Regions from separate parts of the Mus musculus genome. Here region 1 is linked to region 2. The links are chromatin loops, found by intact Hi-C in ENCODE. Cell type or tissue: left cerebral cortex. All regions are shown on one strand. Links, peaks and the distances in the headings refer to the core of each region. The heading gives the core; the rest is flanking DNA.

Region 1 (6,600 bases), core at 1,598-4,097, 98 kb after region 2:
AACATTAATGCACAATTTATTTATTTGTTTGTTTATTTATTTATTTTTCAGGACAGGCTTTCTCTTCATAGGCCAGGCTGGCCATGAACTCACAGAGATCCACCTGCCTCTGCCTTCCAAGTACAGGGAGTAAAGGCGTGCAAGTATAATTATTGCTGTTCTACAGGCTGTGAGTTCCCAACGATTTTCCGTTAAGAAATGACTTGTAAGAGACTTCAGTCCATGCTCCATGCTCCCTGTGCTCTCACGTCCCAGTCAGGCCAGTCAGCTCCTCTCACTGTCAGAGACCGCTAAATTAGAACGCAAAAGCCTGGAGGGTACGAATAGACGCCCATATCCACGTGGACTATGGAATAAATTAACATTCAAATTTTACTTTTTATTCAGCGCATGACTTCATTTTTTATGACCATGTGCTTTATAAATTATAAATAATTTATTTATACTGGTATATTTTAATGTACAGATAAATATACAAATGTTAACGTAGTCTACACGTAGGCTCTTACTGACAGTGCTGTGTAATGTGTGTTGGGTACTGTAACTTTATATGATTCATTTATGTTAAATGTATTCAACAAAAACGTAATCATAAAAATAAAGTATGTCTTCCTGGAAGTTGGAAGTTGGAAGTAAAAGTGAGGAGTGGGCTAGCCTTCCCTAAATTTTATTTTATATAGTATGCTAAAAGTAAGTCGTAACGCTTCACCCAGCAATTAAATATATCAACTTTTGCTGATTTTTAACTCTTCAAAAAGAAGCACCTCAAAACCCTCCAGAAATGTTTCCTCTGTCTGCCTTGTGTCTGTGAAAGTTGTCATTTCAAAAACAGGGCCTTCCAGCTGCTCAAAACCTAGGAAATGTCCGGGGCTTCATTTTCTCACCACTGACATCTGTGCCTACCTGGTTTGTCCCTGCCTCCTTTCTCATATAGCAAGACAGAGATAGGAGTTAGCGCAGACTTCAGACCAGTGTACTGTGGATAAGGAATACTTGTTTCTTTCTGTCAGTTGCATGCAGAGGGATATGATAGGACTTTCAGTATTATCACTTGGAATACCCGTGGTTTAGAGGATTTTTTTCTTTAAAATTTATTTTCTTTTAAAAATAAACAGAATACCACACCTCTAAACAGTACTTCACTTTCTAAACTTCATAAACTTCTTTTTCTTTAGGTTTCTTTTTCTACTCTTATGCAAGCACACATGTTCACTTAATTTATTTATGACTATGAAAAAAATATCTTAGGAACGAATCAAGGAAATAAAACAGCTGGGACAGATGTGGTGGTGCACACCTTTAATTCCAGCACTCAGGAAATAGAGGCAGTGGGGTCTCTGTGAGTTTAAAGACAGCCTGATATATCTAGTGATTTCCAGGCTAGGCAAGGCCACTCAGTCAAACCTTGCCTCAAAAAACAAAAACAAAACCACCCCCCCCCCCAAACAAACAAACACACAAACAAAAAGTCCAAAACCCAAAACCAGAACAGAAAGGTTTTCTTACTCGGTTTACTTTTAAAATTTAGGCTATCAGTTAGACTATAAAAATCATACTATTTAATCTTCAAAACTGTTTGTATTTAAGATTCTTGAAAATTTTGGATCCTGGTCAGAAGGAACTCCAGGAAAACATCTGGGACCTAGAATAGTCCCAGTGAGTTGTAGATGCTGAATAACCATTTAATGAAGGCAATCTTGGGAAAGCTTATTTTAATCTTTAAATAAAAACTAAAATCAACTCTAAGAATGAAGGAGACTAAAAGAACTCATATGCTCAAAAGATTGCTCAACTAGTTAAAAACTTGTGTGTGCATTTTATTCTGTTTTAATTCCTAGGTTCGGTTCTTTCTAAGTATCCCTTTGACTTGTTTATATCAAACTGTTAACAAGATCTGCCAAAGATACAGCATAGTAAAAATATCATTAAAACTAGATCTCGCTTTCATTGTCTCTAGAAATCACCCACCATAGAGTAGTCATATACAGCGGGAAATACATAAAACAAAGGATGTGTGTGCGTGTGCGTGTGCGCGCGCGCGCGCGCGCGTGTGTGTGTGTGTGTGTGTGTATTATAAATCTTGGCTATATTGAACCAAGAGGTCTATTTCTAAGGCAGACTGTCGATTGTCATTTTCCCACAAGGTGTGTAATTTCAGCACACCTTGTGTACCCATACAGGTGATTGCCCTCTGACTTTCAAGTGCACATTCGGCTACTTTAGCATAAGGTTTATCTTTGTTTCTGCCTGTTGTATTGATTTTTTTTCTTACTTTCTGAATTTGCTTGCTAACGAGGCAGTCACAATCTCAAAGCATTCTAGTCTTGATAAACTTATCTCGCACTATTTTGGCCTATGTGATGGCTAACCCATTGACAAAAGAAATCTAAGCTGATAAAAGCCTTTCTCGGCCACTTGTTAGCAGGCCGGGCTGTAAAATCATAACACAATGCTCGCCTCTTTCATGGGGCACCACAAGGCAGCGATCAAACCCATCCCTCCTCACTTCCATATCCAGTGGAGTTGTAGTTTATTACCATAACCCTCCCAAGTCAAAAGGACACCAGTTTCAAGCCTGGCAACTTGGTATAGAGAGGGCTTCCTTCCTGACCCCTACTCTGCTGGGCCTCACTACCTGTCTTCGCCCACTGTCTACAGGTCCCGAACATTAGAAAATAGAAAATGTGATGATCTTTGTGTGTCTCTGTGAAATGTGTGTATGTGTGCGTGTGTTTGGGTGTAACGCGCCTCCTGTTTGGCTGCGCCGCCCGTCCGTCACGGCGCGGGCCAATGGCAGGCTGCCTTATATAAAATGAGTGTTTTCAGTCTCTCCGGGTTGCATGTACTGTATGTGGAGCAGTGTACAGTGGAGCGGAGGCAGCGCGGCTCCGCAAGCTCCTCTCCACTTTCCCATAGAGAGCCCCTGACTGGCCGCTGAGGGCGAGCCACACACACGCCCTCGCGCCGCGGCGAGCCCGCGAGGTAGGCGCCCGCCATCCGCAGCCTTCGCAGGCGCTCTCCCGCACTTTCTGTTTTCCTACTCACTTGCGAGCCGCCGGGGCTGCAGCCCGAGGACTCCGCGGCAGGAGCGGCGGCAGCGGCGGCGGCAGCCGGTAGGGTGGACTTGAGGAAGGCGAGGGGAACCCGCGCGTCCGGAGCCCGAGCCGCCACCGGCCGGCGCCTCGCGGGCCACTTTCCCCTCAGCCAAAACTTTGGGTGGCGAGAGGTCGGGCCGAGGGTCGCGGCGGCCGCGCCGGCGGGCCCGGGCCGGGGGGCGCGCGGCGCTGCCCGGCGAGCGCGAGCTGGGGGCCGGGCTGGGGAGGAGTAGGCCAGCCGGTGCCAGGCTGCGTTTGCAGGCAGCACCTCTCGGCGCCCGGGCAGCGCCGCCCGAGGGGGCACGGAGCCGGGGCGCGGGGTTGAGCCGCCCGAGGAAAACAACAACGGAGCGGTCCCCTCACGCCGGCGGGCGGCTCGTGGCCGCCCCGGGAGCCCCAAACTTCAAGGAGGCGAAAGTACGTGGAGGAGCCCCGGGCAGGGCTCGGCTGCCGGGGGAGGTGGGGCCTGAGGAGCCCGGGGCAGGGGTGGAAGGTACGGGAAGGCTGCCCTCGGTGGGTCGGGGCTACATTTGGTGTGTGTGCGACGGTGACCGGGACCGGCAGCCCGGTTGCTCGTTCATCTGCAGAGTTAGGATTTGGGTGTTCCGGCCCCGAGATCGGTGTCCCCCTCACCCCCCACCCCCAGCCAAATGCGCGGCGAGTGGAGAAAGTGCTGTTCCAGTGCCAGAGTAGCCTGGAGGAAGAACAGGGGAGAGGGGAAGAAGGCGAAGAAGGCGAGAGAGGGAGAGGAGGGGAGGGGAGGGAAAGGGGAGAGGGAGGGGAAGAGAGAGAGAGAGAGAGAGAGAGAGAGAGAGAGAGAGAGAGAGAGAGAGAGAGAGAGAGAGAGAGAAACGGGAGGGAAGAGAGGAGGGGGGAGAGGACGAGGGAGGCTGTGTCAGGATTTTGCTTGAATGTGGGATTATGTTGTGTCAATAAGTTTAAGGTGGAGAGAGCGAGGCTGGGGGTGGTGGCGGTGGAGGGGAGGAGGAAGGCCTTGGCTGGTTAAAGACTCATTCTGAAGGTAAGTTATGGCATTGCACGGTCGCGATGACAGAAAACTTGCAGATCCTTTATCCGGGGATGGGGTCGATGCCTCTAGAAAGAGCTCCCCAACCCTCGGAAGCCACGCTCGTGTTACACTGTTATTTTCTGCGATCCGGGTCGCTAGTAAATTACAGAAATCAGACTGGAGGCTTCTTTCCCTCCTCCACCTCGAATCGCTCGCTCACCCTCAGAAATGTATTATTATTATTATTATTTTAAAATTTATTTTGGGGAGATCGCATGAAACTTAACGTAACTGAGACCGAACCGGATTCTTGTAATTTACAAGGACCCCGAATCCAGGAATCTGGAACACGTTTATGTGTGAAATACCCGCGATCATTTCTGCTAAATGAGGAAGGTAAAACGAAACGATGCAAAAAGCTAAGACACAACATGTACGACAGAGGAGGGGGGGGGGAGAGGGAGAGACACAGAGACAAGCTATTTTTTGCTTTCCTTTCTACAGAAAGGAAAATAAAGCGTGCATTCCCCTTCCTTCCCAGTGTGTAGGGTCTAGTCAATATTTTAACTGTCTGAGGACAAATTAGCCCAGGTGGATCTTGTTGAAAAGTTTCTCGAGGTGGGGTGGAGGTGGGGGGGGGAGGTAGCTGGAGGGGGAGGTGGGTGGAGGTGGTGGGGGATGGGGACCGAGCTAGCTCTGCCTCGGCTAATGGTCATTGGCCTGGGGCTTTGAAACCATTGCCTGTCCTGCTAATGACACGTCCAGTTCTCGTCTACCGGCCGTGGACGCCGGGCTGCTGTTCCTGGGGCTGGCTGGCGGGGACTGGGGTACTTTCCCTGCACGAGGAGGGGCGCTCTCGGCCATCCCTTGGGGCTGCCCACTCGCGGCGTGGGTTCCCCACGCGCGTCCTCTCCCCTGCGCGCCGCCGCCACCTCTGCTCGCGCGACTTTTGTAGCCAGTCTACGGCCAGGGGGCGCGGGGGTCCCCGCAGCGGACATCTCCGGGCGGCCACCCGGCACCCGGCCCCACGCGCGCCACGCCGCGCGGTCCAAGGCTGGAATGGCAGCGCGGGGCCGGGCGGCGGCGGTGCCTCCCTGGGGGGCGGCAGAGGCAGCGGCGGCGGGATCTTCGCCGGGGCCCGCGGGAGGAGGAGGAGGAGGAGGAACGGGAGGAGGAGGAACGGGAGAAGGAGGAGGGGAAGGAGGAGGAAGAGGAGGCGAAGGAGGCGTTTTTTCCCCCCAGACCGCCGCCAGTTCGAGCGGGCACGGGCACAGGGACACCCCACTCGTTGCTCCTACGTTCTGGAAAGGTGTTTAGAAGACTTTTACGCCCGGAGTGTAGGGTTTGCACTTCATTTTTTTCCTTCCCCCTCTTCCCCAAAGCAAGATGGACTCTATTGCCTTTCTCTTTCTCCCTCTACCTCTGCCTCTGTCTTGTCAGCCTTAAAGATCGACATTTTGTACTAAGATGCAAAGTTGATGGTGACCAGCAACAAAGCCTGGGTGGGCTCCCGGGATCCCTCCCTCTCTCCTTCTCCCTCGGCGTTTCCTAGCCTCCCCCACCCCGACCTCGCCGACCTGGTGGCCTGAGCTTGCTGTCGTGGGCTGTGGAGAATTTGTTTCCCCAGGTCGACTCCGATCTCCGTCTCAGAATTGTGACCCAGCCAGGCTGTTGGGAGCTGGCTGTGGCCGCCCAGGTCTGCAGCGCTGAGGGCTGCGATACCTGGACCCGCTGCTACGGTTGCTCCTCCAGGCTGCCTGGCTCTTGGGCAGAGGGAGGCACGGAGTGCCTATCGATCTTTACCGATTTGGTTACCGGTGTATTTGCCCAGGGGGTGGTGATCACTTGTGCAAGTTGATGAATGATCGTGGTGTGGGCTTTGCTGTTCAGAACAGATCAACTTTCTGCTTTGTACAGACAGAGTAGGAAGCAAGGTTCTGGGCAGACCCAGGAATGCCAGCTGGGCTGCCCCCACCCCCTTTGAATAATCAAAGATGCTTTCCCTTACTGCCCTTGCTGCTCTTTCGTGGAGGAGGGTGGAGACAGGCAAGGGGTTGGTATGGAGCTGTGCCCTTCCCTCATTGAACTCTTGGAAAGCCTTCCCATTCTGATGATGTGCTTTTATTTGCTACCTATAGGTCACTATCGTCTGACAAAGGCTTTGCTGCAGTTCATCTTCCTTCCTGTGTGCCTCCCATTTACCTTCCAGGGTAAGTATGCACACTCCTGAGAGAGGGAACTGGGTGTCTCTTGGTAGTGACAGAAGGGTCATTATTAGATGCGTAGTGGGGTCATGTGGGGTTATAATTCTCTACCCCGCAGTTGTCTCACTGAGTTTCTCTCACAGCCAAACTCAGGATTTTTAGTCTTTCCAGTTCACCTGCAGGTTATTGACAGCGAAAGTTAGTTGAAATGTTTGTTTCTTGTTTACCTGCAAGTGCCACTTGAAAACTAATTATCAAATAGACAATTTAGTTGGTCGAAGTTTTATACAGA
Region 2 (6,600 bases), core at 1,935-4,434:
TTATTTTTAGATTTATTTATTGTTATATGTAAGTACACTATAGCTGTCTCAGACACACCAGAAGAGGGCATCAGATCCCATTACAGATGGTTGTGAGCCACCATGTGGTTGCTGGGATTTGAACTCAGGACCTTTGGAAGAGCAGTCGGTGCTCTTAGCCTCTGAGCCATCTCTTCAGCCCATGAAATATGTTAAGTCTTGTGTTTCGTTTCCTATTTCAGATTGCTTATAGAGCTTAGTCTACACATTCTGAGGCAAAGCAAAATGATGGAATTTTCATTAACAAGTGGAGGAATCAAGCTATTTCTCTTTCAGTCTTTTGGATTTTTACACCAAATGATGGATTTTTTAATCTGCTGTCACCTCCATAAACCTCTGCAACACAGAAGTGGGGAAACCTCTGTTCTTGTAAAATTCTGGTTTCTCCTTGCCTTTAAAACACTGGTTTTGGCTTTAGTATACTCGAGTTGTGATTATTTACAAGTATGCTAACTTCTGCTTAGGCGCCAGACAGCAAAAGAGTCCAGGATCTGTGTCCCTTTGTAAGCACACTATGTTGCTGGATCAGACAGGGGCTGGGTGACTAATTGCTTCATAAGAACCTCAGAACCTCAATTTTCCTTTTTTTAAGTAAAGATTATTTTTATTATCCTTAGGGGTGTGTGTGTGTGTGTGTGTGTGTGTGTGTGTGTGTGTGTGTGTGTGTGTGTGTTTGCCTGTGTGAAGGGAAGGGGAGGGTATCTGCATGTGAGTGTAGATGTGTGCACTTAAGAGGTGATGCCTGGGTCTTATTCTCACCTGATGGGATTAACAATAGCTGGTAAGTGGGCCTGGAGAGATGGTTTAGTGATTAAGAGCACTGACTGGCTAGGCAGTGGTGGTGCACGTCTTTAATCCCAGCACTTGGGAGGCAGAGGCAGAGGCAGAGGCAGGTGGCTTTCTGAGTTCGAAGCCAGCCTGATCTATACAGTGAGTTCCAGGATAGCCAGGGCTACACAAAAACAAACAAACAAACAAACAAACAAAAAGGCACTGACTGCTCTTCCAGAGGCCATGAGTAGTCATGAGTTCAATTCCCACCAAACACATGGTGGCTCACAACCATCTGTAGTGGGATTCAATGCCCTCTACTGGTGTGTCTGAAGACAGCAACCGTCTACTCACATTAAAAAAAAAGAGCTGTTGCCTAAGGAAGCCAGAGGTATCAGATTCCCCTGGAGCTGGGTGAGTTCTGGGTAATTATGAGCTACCCAGGTGGATACTGGGAACCATAATGAGGTCCTCTGGAGGAGCAGCAAGCTCTTGTAACCACTGAGCCATCTTATGAACCTCAGAAATCCAGTTTTCTTAACATATAATGGATATGTGGACTGCACACACTGGAGTCACAGATACCTTCCAAGTCCAGTTGGTCTGGCAGAGGATTGAGCAAAGGACAAAAGTGTTCTAAAAAGTGATACTCTGCTTCAAACCCATGAGATCATTTGATTTTTCCTATCACTGCCAATGTGTGACAAAACTTTCTTTAAAGAGATGTTTGCAATTGGTCTTTGGCACGGCTTTTTGGCCATCTAAAAACAGAATAAGATGCCTACCCACAGCCTCAGTGTGTCAGCACTTATCCGGGTTTGCCTCCAGACACAGAGCAATCATGGTTCACAAGTTCAAGTAGTGCCCTAGCCCTGGTTGAGCAGCTATAGGCCTGGCCTAGTATTTTTAATCCAATTTAGATCAATTGCCCCTCTGCAACCTGGACCACAAGGCTAGTATAACTCTTTTTCATCCCTCTCAAATATGAATATTTACTACAATTTTTAATAAGGTAGTGTCAGTTACTAGGAATGGTGAGTCTATAAATGAGATTTGTGATGTTGAAATGTGCTCTGGAAGACCTTCCGGTCCTCTGCAGTTACAGTTCTCTTTCTAAAAAGAATGCTGTTTGGAAAATTTACACTAAAAGTATTATTTTTTTGTATGTTTTCTTGCTCTTCATAATAAAATAAAAACATCTCAGTCATGCTTTGATAAATTCTACAACTGCAGGCTGTAATCCTGCCCTGCCTGCCAGAGGTCTATTAGGCATTAATTGGAGTTTTTAATTGTGCATGATGTTTGTAGAGGGCAGGCACAACCTTGTTGCTGTTACATATTGTTTGATTTGAATAATTCATCACGTTTTAAAAAACTACCTAGACATGATTGTAATAACCGGCCCCTATTTTTTTTTACACTAGACTGCTTAAAAATTACTGTCTGTAAATGTATTTTTAATTTAGGGAAAAAAATGTGCTTGTTTGATGGAAATGTGAATTTGCAAGAGATAGGTAATTCCCCTTCCACTGTTCTGAACACAGTGCCCAGCTTGGCAAGGCGGGCAGATTTTCAGATTCCTTTGCAATCTCTCTGGGTCTGAACAGATCCGAGCTGCTCAGCTCCAGGCTCCAGAGCTCGGGTAGCCACAATCAGCCCGAGGTCTTCCCAGTTTACCCCAGAATCCTCACCAACAGCGATCCAGCCACTCTAAGGGATCCGGATCGGTGATTCCCAACTAGTGAGGGAGCGAGCACGTTCGAAATTCAACAGAATTTAACAGATCCCACCGCCACCCAGGCATGGCTCTTATTTTAAGATTAGAAACTCTGATAGATTCTGGATAAATTCGCGTGATGGCTGAATATTTCACTAATGATAACATCTGCATTCATCTGAATGAGTGCTGCGCGCTCAGTTTCACAGATGGCCTTCCACAGGGAACAAACATCTTCAGGTGCTCCGGGTCTCAGCCCAAGACCACGCAGCTGAGGCTGTAGCCCGAGAGGCCGCAGATCCAGCCTGCTCACCCAAAAGTCCAATTAGGCCGGCTTCCCACGGCCAGTGGACACATCGCAGTGCAACTGCTGCCCCCTATCGGCCACGCAAACAATAGCCCTACCCCGCCTCGCTCGCTGGAAAAGGCCTCTGGAAAGGAAAAAAAAAAAAAGGTTCCACCACCAAGCAGTCGAGGTGGTGGTGGGGTGGTGGAAATTCTCGGAAAACCTGTTTTATATAGCCAGCAAGCTCCCACTGCCTCGTTCTAGCGCGGTTGTTCTAAAGAGATGATAAGATGTGAGCTTGGGGAGACGAAAGTGACACTGCTTGGTGGGGGAGGGGCGAGAGACCCAGAAGGTTCGATTTACGGTTTCCGCCCCCTGTTCAGTCATCTGGCCAGGGCTTAGGGGACAGCGCATGCCTTCCGTAGCGACCAGCACGTTCGTTAGAGCACAGGGTGTTTCCCCCAGGTCTCAAGCCGCTGCCTTCCCCATTGCACCTTCAGCAGAGTCCCCTGACCTGCTGCAGAGGTGACAAAGGCCACCCGCCCCGAGAATCTGTCCCCAGAGGCGTCCACAAGTAGGTGTTATCCCTCTGGTGCCTGTAATGCAAATAAAGATGTATCTCATGGAAAAGCACTAAATCCTGAGCTCAAGCCCGGGGCTCCACTGGCGCCTGTGCTGTGTGGATTCTGTCCTAGAATTGAATATTTAAAATTTGCCTCCACTTGGACACAGCCGAGACTGCTGGCGGCTGAGAGCATCGCGCGCGCGTGGGGTTACACTCTCGGGTGTTTCTAATTTCGTTTTCATTATTTTCTCCCACTTCATTACCACCCTCCTCCCAGCGCACACGCGCTCGGCCGTATCCTAACTTGTTCGCTCATGTCCATCTTTGCCTTGGAGCTTTTGGCAAGAAGATATGAGAGAGATGGACGGAGGTGAGCGGAAGAAGGGAGGGCGGGGAAGAGGTAGAATCAGCTGGCAGCCCCGACTGTGTTTGCGTAGGTAGGGGGACGCCGGAGGAGGCTCTGCGGGGGGACAACTGAGAAACCCCGCACGCGCTCGTCGCCTAGGCGCCTGCACTGTGCGGATGCCAGCAGACGCCCGAGTCCACTGGGACCTTCGGGAGCTCGGCTGGCTCCGCTTTCCCGGACTGGCCGGGTCTAGGTTCCCGGGCGGCTGCAGGTACCCACGATGCGCATCCCCGGGGGACAGAAAGACCGGGGCGGCGCCCGGATCCGAGAGCCCCTGGGCGCGGCCGAGACTCTTGGGGCCCCTGGGCGCGGTGCTACCGGGACACGGGCGGCCACCGATCTGGCGGAAGCAGAGTCTGCGGGGAGGAGCTGCCTCGCCCCGGGCGAGCCGCAGGGCTCCGGAGGCCCCGGGGAGGCCGTGCTGGGCTCCGCGCGTTCCCGCTGTGCGCCTTGGCGCGGGCACCAGGAGCCGCCCCCCGCGGGCGGCCACTTCCCGGATGGGGCCGCGCTGTTCTCCAGGACAATCGGGGCTCCTCCCCTCGCCGCGATCTTTCTAGGAGGCTACCTCCGAGATTGCCTGGCGGCTTTCTCCCTGGCGCTACCCTCGGGCTTCTCTCACTGAAAGCCCCGTAAGAAGCACATGCGGGCGGCTCGGCTAGAGATCCTTCACAGCCGCAGGAAGCCAATGGGGAACGGAAGTTCATTTGCGATTGCCCTGATTCTCGCAAAGTTACGTGCTCTGTTTTCAGCCTGACCAACAACACAGAAAATGTAATTCTGCTTTGTGTGTGTGTGTGTGTGTGTGTGTGTGTGTGTGTGTGTGTGTGTGTTTCGAAATCAGTCGTACCTAGTGACTTTCAGAGGAACCGTGGATGGATCTAGGAGAGCCGTCGTCACGCGGCAGGATCTGGCTAAAGAGACTCAGTCCCTTCCTCTCGGCTCACCCACTCTAATGGGAGTGCTAGCTTTCAATTGTTTTTCTTAATTATTGTGAGCCTCACGATATAAAAGTATTAATATGACAGAAATTGGGCATAAAATTTAAGTAGATCTCCCAAATAAGCATTAGATTTCTTGGGTCAGTAATACCCGGGATAATAGAGAACTTGAGTTTTATAACAACAAAGGAAACTTTACTCTTTAAAAGAAAATTATTATTTAGCAAACACTTACGAAGATTCTATCTTGTATCAAAACCACCCATATACACACCACTGTATTCTGTGAATCATCTGCTACGGTTCATTATACAAGCGGGCAGAACACTGGATATTTTGAAAGCCTTGTATCATTTTACTGTTCCAGAGTCAATAACAAGTAGATATTGTTTTTATATAAGATTGAAATATTGGTTTTATGAGACATGAGAGGTGATCATTCGAGTTAGTCCTCGCAGCTAATGCCACGAAGGGATTGAAGCAACCAGTCTGCCGCAATCTTCTCATTCTTGGACCAGATTTACAAAGATGTGTATTAAAACCTCTTCAGTTGGATGTGATGTAAAACAAAGCTTGTTAACAACCCCCCATTCCCAATCAGAAAATAACTCCAACGTATTTAACCAAAATTAATTACTGTATCAAACAGATAGTTCCACTCTCAAAATATGGAATTAACCAAGGTGTCCATTAGAAGAAAATGTATAGTAAAATATTCAGACCTTAAAAATGAACTAAATCAGGCAGGCCAGTGGTGGCCCATGCCTTTAATCCCAGAACTGGGGAAGCAGAGGCAGGCAGATCTCTGAGTTGGAGGCCAGCCCGATCTACAGAGCGAGTTCTAGGATGGGAAGGGTATGGGGAGAAGTGTACTAAGCACGAAATCACAGTAGGAAGAATTACTGGGCTTTCTGTAGCTCTGAAATGTAACTGTTGGTTCTCAGACTCTATGATAAAATGTGAACGTTCCACCTTTCACACTCCTCCATGGTTCCATTTGCTAGAAGAGCTTGCTGTCTCCAGTGCATATATTGTATCTATGGACTGAATCCCAAAATCTATGGACTATATCCCAAAAGATGAACAAACATTTATAGCTCAACAAAATGTATAATAATAATAAAAAGAGACTGTTAAGCATTCTGTCTAAACTCCACCCCCACAGTTACCTGGCAACAGCCAGGTATGCTTCACCCCACAGTTACCTGGCAATAGCCAGGTCGGCCTGACCTACTATAAAAGGGGCTGCTTGCCCCCTCCTCCCTCTCTTATTTCTCTCTTGCTCTTCTCTTCTTGTTTCTGCTCTGTCCCCTTATCCTTCCCCATTCCCTTCCCCCCTCTCTCCACGTGCTCATGGTCGGCCTCTACTTCTCTACTCTCTCTGCCTTTCTCTGCCCCTACTACCCTCTTAACTCCCCTCCCCATGCCCTGAATAAACTATTCTATACTATACCATCGTGTGGCTGGTCCCTGGAGGGAAAGGGATGCCTTGGCATGGACCCCCTGAGACATCCCCTTCCCTCATACCTCACCACACGCCTATAGAACATATCACTCCTTTTCTTTATCTTTTTATAAACACATCAGAGACCCTCCAAGAAGAGAATTGTCTGCTGACACGGGGGCAAATTGAAGAATGAGGTCTGGACACAGTGCACTGCAGAATGAGGTCTAGAGAGTCTTGTGCCTCCTTCCCAATTTCCTTTCTACCGCATCCAAACCACACTGCCTCAGCCCAGAAGTAAGAATGTGAATAATTCAGCAGCTACAATAAATGGACAGTCCGGTCTAGATTGCCCCCCCCCAGCCCCCTTCCTCTGCTAATTGCTTGCCTTCTGCATATTTGACTGTTGTCAAGTCTGTCTCCCAGAGGGGGAG

Evidence for each region. A loop is a pair of places that touch in the nucleus more often than their neighbours do. Peaks named below come from ENCODE experiments on the same cell type or tissue, not always from the same donor. Only the 100,000 strongest peaks of a DNase experiment are listed, where the experiment ranks them.
Region 1: a loop joins it to region 2, with 5 times the contacts of the local background. A loop is called at or near these places in 24 of 42 quality-filtered maps.

Annotation. Positions count from the first base shown.
Region 1 is chr16:50,428,624-50,435,223 of GRCm38, reverse strand. Bbx (bobby sox HMG box containing) reads left to right here and starts at 2,835. Exons shown (of 17, transcript NM_027444.3): 1 at 2,835-2,982; 2 at 6,243-6,314. In left cerebral cortex, for the core only: a CTCF peak has its summit at 3,072; DNase peaks (open chromatin) are centred at 2,798, 3,319 and 3,617; H3K4me3 peaks cover 1,751 bases; H3K27ac peaks cover 950 bases.
Region 2 is chr16:50,526,595-50,533,194 of GRCm38, reverse strand. The region is part of intron 1 of G730013B05Rik (RIKEN cDNA G730013B05 gene); the gene reads right to left. Among named protein-coding and RNA genes, the nearest start is that of G730013B05Rik, 3.6 kb to the right of the region's middle. In left cerebral cortex, for the core only: a CTCF peak has its summit at 2,903 (motif pointing left); DNase peaks (open chromatin) are centred at 2,903, 3,573, 3,804 and 4,300; H3K4me3 peaks cover 1,995 bases; H3K27ac peaks cover 1,414 bases.